Regions from separate parts of the Homo sapiens genome. Here region 1 is linked to region 2. The links are chromatin contacts, found by Hi-C or POLR2A ChIA-PET in ENCODE. All regions are on one chromosome and are shown on one strand. Each heading gives the region's core, a stretch centred on a gene start or an enhancer-like site at or near the end of the contact. The rest is flanking DNA. Distances are from core to core; before and after follow the strand shown.

Evidence for each region. Hi-C counts contacts between places; a loop is a spot of excess contacts on that map. ChIA-PET counts read pairs that join two places held with the same protein, here RNA polymerase II (POLR2A).
Region 1: a map of ascending aorta shows a loop between it and region 2 (6-fold over the local background). The contact joins the enhancer-like site here to the promoter of BBS9 in region 2. A Hi-C loop is called at or near these places in 1 of 168 maps with a recorded cell type or tissue (ascending aorta). POLR2A ChIA-PET finds 5 or more read pairs at or near these places in 1 of 52 experiments (activated CD8-positive, alpha-beta memory T cell).

The regions. Positions count from the first base shown.
Region 1 is chr7:33,805,516-33,808,215 of GRCh38, reverse strand. No RefSeq gene overlaps it. Among named protein-coding and RNA genes, the nearest start is that of FLJ20712, 81 kb to the right of the region's middle. Within about 2 kb of position 1,320, at least 5 of the 41 ENCODE cell types and tissues checked have a DNase peak (open chromatin) inside an H3K27ac peak, as active enhancers do.
Region 2 is chr7:33,128,193-33,130,892 of GRCh38, reverse strand. BBS9 (Bardet-Biedl syndrome 9) reads right to left here and starts at 1,329. Exons shown (of 23, transcript NM_198428.3): 1 at 852-1,329. RefSeq lists enhancers at 1,267-1,376, 1,867-1,916 and a silencer at 1,427-1,726.

The DNA.
Region 1 (2,700 bases), core at 71-2,570, 680 kb before region 2:
ATATGAAAAACAAAGCCAGCATATCTCCCTCACAGTGAGAGTGATCTAGCAATGATCTTAGCTTCCCTTAACTTGTAATAAAGAAGGAATGTGTTTGAACATGTTTGTACTTTATTTATTACTAGTAACCAGTGACCTGCAACCACCTCCTATTGTCTTGACATGCCAGTGTGTGGAGCATCACAGGAGGCTGAAAATCACTGGTCTTGTGGGAACTGAGCCTCAAGTTCAGGCTGCTGCCTCCTGCCGGGCAGGTTGTGCACCGCATGACTCCAGAGGGCGCCACTCGCACAGTCTACGATGGGGAAGGAACCCCACCCCCCGCCCCACTGGAGTTGTGTAATCAGGTGGTCTTACCCAAGTTGGACTTTGGGCCCAGCTTGAAAACCTCCTAAACACCCACTTTGAGCAGGCTAAGCTTCCATATCGCAACATTCCATCTGGCCAAACTACATGGACTCTTTTCTGCAAGGGAGTTTCTAACCTGACTTCTGACTTTGTAGGGAAGAAGAGAAAAGCAGGAAGGTTGATTTCACTCTAACCAGCTTTTAAGATGACTTGGTTTCTCATGAACCTGGGATCTTTAATATGGAGGAAAATCCAGCTCTAGAGGGAGAAGAACGAATGGTGAGAAGCAGGTCTCCACCCTCTTGCTTTCTATTGTCAAACAACAGGTCCCCAAAACCTAAGACCGATCACATGGAAATGACCCTATGCCAGTGCATCTGCAGATGTTGGAGCCATGGGGACCCTGAAGTGGGGGCAGTGCCAGAAGCCCATTCCAGGAACAGGAATTAGTTGCATCCCTGCTCTGGTGACAGTGGGTGATGTGGACAATAGCTGGCTCCAGTAGGCTGGGAGGGATGAGGGATATCTTGACTTTGTCAGGGGCTCTCCTATCCATGAAGCCTCCTTTCCCGAAAATGTGTTAGAGGGTTTATCAGTGGGGTACATCGGGCTGTCCTGTGAGAATGCCTCCCATTCCCCCCATAAATGAGCCCAGATGTTTCGGGCCATCTCCTTGACATAGCTTCGTTGGAGTTTCCATACAGAAAATGGCTACTCCCTGCCTGAGAAAATTTCCCAGCTGTCATGGCTGCTTCCATGTTCCTGACAAGCTGCTCCAAAAGTTATTTCAAGATGGAAGCAGCAGAAAGATGGATTAGCTCTGTCAACGGGGAGTCCTGAAGTCCTGCCATTCACTGAGCAAAGAAGCGTGTGCCTGCCATGGGCGGCTGATAAGGGAAGTGGACACAGGATAAACTTCAGCCCAGCCAGCTGACAAAGCTCAAATGCAGTCTGAAAGAAAACAGCTACTCCTGGGCCTCTGGTTTTTCAAAGCAAAGACTGTGGGCTTTGTTCGATTACCAGGTTGTTACCATCAGCAGAAAGCTTGCCATTCTGAGCTGCTGCTGCCTTCTGCAGAGACAACAGGACCAAAAAGTATCTCTTATAAGACAGTTTACTTGTAAGGAACCAGAAGCACAAGTTGCCACAAGAAATGCTCAGTCATCTCCTATGCCTCACGTCTCTGCCCCTCACCCCTAAACCATAAACCCCTCCACTCTTGTTCATTTTAAAGAGCAGAGCAGGGTTTTTACATAATGGACTTCCTAATGCATATCTCAGAACTGTGTAACTGCTAACACTTACTGGAGAGTTCAGTGTGTGCTTAATAAGAACAGTAAGAGCTTCACATGCATTCCCTCATTGAATCTTTACAACACACTGCTGTAATAACACAGCATTTTGCAGATGAGGAAACCAAGATGCAGTGTGGTGAGGTGCCTTGCCTAAGCACAGCAGACAGGTGGTAGCTCTGGGAAGTGCTACCAGGCTGGTCCTCTTCTGTTAAGTGCACTCCTTCTCTTGCCTTTTCTTACAAAAAAAAAAAAAATGTTGTGTTTACAGCTTGCAAAGGCTTTAGAATCTCTTGCCTGCATCACAGGTTTGGAGAAGCACAAGTTGCATGTGCTTCCATGCAATAAAATAATAACCAGACACTAATAATTCCCATGATTCCTTTCAGAAATCCCTGTGTCTGTGTTTGTCCCTTTTGAAAGGATTGTCCAGTTTGCTTGTTCCTATCTTATCTTGGTTAATTGAGCCAGATTTTACTTTTTCCTGGCTCCTTGAAACTCTCCCTGGCTAGATAAGCCTCAAGGGTTCTCTCTCCTTGCTATTAGTCACAATTTCCTAATGTTGAGCTTCTGCCAGGAAGACAGAGGAGGCAGCTCCAAACGCAAATAACTAGTTTGTGTGTGGGACTTTGGCAAAGTGTTGGTCACTTACAAAGGCTACACACAATTGGCCCAAGGACAGCTCCATGTCATTTTCCATCACGATGGAAAAAAAAAGTCTGTGTTAAAGTTGCTTCAAAACAGCTAGTTCCTTAACTTCTGTGGGGATAACTGGGCAGACATCTGAAGCCAGTGTACTGGGTCTCCGCAGACCTCTGGCTCGTCCAGGGGCTTGCCCCATCAAGGCAATGCACGCAGCTGTTACCTAAAAAGAACTGAGGGTCCATTAGGAAAAGTCGGCCAACCGTACCAAGATTTGCAAATGAAACATGTTAATCTTGTGCCATTTCTTTAGCAAATATTCCACACCTTGCAATGCAAGGTCCAGAACCAGAATACAAAACTGCACATAAAACTGAATGAAAACTGTTATCGAAGACAGCAGTTTTGAATTCTTTAA
Region 2 (2,700 bases), core at 80-2,579:
GTACCATAAATATAAGTGTATAGTTGTAATTTAACCACGACAATTACACACAAGGAAAAATCCCTTAAACTCTGACAAATAACTTGTAACTTATTTTCAAAATAAAGTTTTTTAAAATTCTTCTTTAAAAACTTCTGGGTTTTCTAGTTTTTTTTTTAATTCTTCCGTATATTCATGAAAAAAATCTCAGTAATTGTTTTCTTTATAAAATGCTAATAAGTTAGAAAATCTTTCTCTGAATGCTGGCCAACTTAAGACCCATAGCTTATCCTGCAGCATCTTTCAAGTTGTTTATCAATGAGGACATGTAAGATGTGTATACCTGTAAGATACGGTTTCATTTTTAAAGTAAAAGTGAGATACCCAAAAAAATACATTTCTCCAGGAAATTGAAGTCAAAGGCAGGATTTGACTGGCAGGAGGTGCTGATAAAATCAGCGCAGCTCATCTAAACTGTTGTGGTCTCCAAGTAACAAGAGGAGAAACAATAATCCTATTACTAGAAGGATTGGGGGTATTAGTACATGCATCCTACTTCAGTCGTAGGCTGGGAACTGCTTTGCCCATTTACTCACAGACCTGTTGAAGTGTCTCAGGAGGATGCTCATGCTCCAAGTGACATTCCTCAATGGAATCCTTAAAAATTCTCATCCCTTTTTTCTCAAAAGTACTCACAGAATCTCATACACTTTGTGCTCCTAGTGTTTGTTTATTTCAGTGCAAACATCTAAGAAATCAATCACCTTACAGACTCCAAACCATTATACTGCATTAGAGAATCTTGTTCACAAAATAAAACATGGAAAGGGTATTCATGTACCCGAAGTTTAACAACAGACATACCATCTTACCTGATGCCACGTCAGATGAGCTCTGCCCCACCTTTCTGCGAACCCTCGTTCGGCAAATTTTGCTTTATGAACGCCTGACAAGGTCCCAGTGATGGAGCAGAGGGAGCAAGAACGGACGGTGCAGAGAAAAGCAACCTTTAGCTTCACTATTCCCTCTCGTCCTCCAGCTGAAAGTTGTTCCACGTCCCGGGCAAAGAGAGAGCCCCACCAGGCAGCACCACCAGCTCCACAGAGTTGGAGTGATTCCCCCAAGAAGCTCCCCTGCGCCCCCCGTCACCCCCAGAGACCAGCAGAGGAAACGGCATCTATCCCTTGGAAGACACTAGGCAGGCGAGAACAAATGCAAGTCCTGCTGCTCACACCGAGGAGGAAAGGATGGAGGAGGCGGTGAATGGGATGTAGCAGAAACCCGACGGCCGCAGCGGAAGGGACACCTCCCCTCTCCAGCCTAACTCTGAGCCATCTTCGCCCTGTTGTCATAGCACTTACAACGGACGCCACTGCGCAGGTCACGCCGTGCCGCGCCGACTTCTGGGGGCTGGAGTCCAGAGAGGCTGAGGCGCAAAGGCGGGGACCGACTTCTGAGAGGGCCGCGGTTGGAATTAGATTGCTACTGGGGCGGGGCTCGAGTGAACCACGGCCTGGTCCTCATTAGCAGAGAGTGATAATTACTGCAATCCTCTGCCCTGTCCTGGCAGCAGTTCCTTAAGGAAGACCCTCCTCCTGCCTGGGCTCCGGGGGCAGGCCACGCCCCCCCGGCCGCGTGACCGCCCTCTCCCCTCGGTGCGTGTGGGTGGGGCCTAGTGGGGGCGGGGCGTCACTGGCTTGTCCATGGTGCTCTGGGATCCTGCGCTTCTGAGAGTCCCAATCGCGGTGTTTTTTTCCTGCCGGGACACTCATGAGGGCCCCGTCCATGCACCGCGCGACCGTGGCGAGGGTGGTCGCGGTAGCGAGCGCCAGCGTGTGCGCCCTGGTGGCGGGGGTGGTGCTGGCCCAGTACATATTCACCTTGGAGAAGAAGGCGAGGCGGAAGACCAAGATCATCGAGATGATGAAGCTTTTGAACAGTTTCCAGTTTTTCCTTTTTTTACTATTTGAAACAGCGCTGCTTTGAAGTTACTTGTGCCTGCGTCCTGATACACATGTGTTAAATATATTTTCCGTATATACCTTAGAGTGCATTTCCTGGTATATGGGATTGGATCTATGTCTTCTTTTGTTTTTTACTTATTTTTTTTTAATCTTTACATTCAAATTCAATGTAGCCAACCTTGAAGTTTTTCTTGTTTGCTTTTTTCAATGGATTCTAGTGTAGGCTTTAAATTTCCAGTATTTCACCATCAATCCACAAATCCACATTCCCAGTAGAAAATACCATTCTAGTTTTAGTTTTTTGGGTTTTGGGTTTTTTTTTTTTTTTTAACTGAGACTGGGTCTCCCTGACAGGGTCGCCTAGACTGGAGTGCAGTGACAGGATCACTGCTCACTGAAGCACTGAAGCCTCAGCCTCCCGGGCTCAAACGATTCTCCCACCTTAGCCTTCCTAGTAAGCTGGGACTACAGGCACAGACCACCACACCTGGCTAATTTTTGTATTTTTTGTAGAGATGGAGTTTCGCCATGTCCAGGTTGCTCTCGAACTCCTGGGTTCAAACGATCCACCCACCTCAGTCCCCCAAAGTGCTGGGATTGCTGGCGTGAGCCACCGCGTCCGGCCTCAATATTTTTAAAAATGACCTTTCAGTCAAAGCCTTGGTAATATAACCAGTTTCCAATTGTATTCTGCTATACAGAGAGAGCAGATTTTTATTAGACTTATTGAAATGACCATATTACCATAAGAAGACTC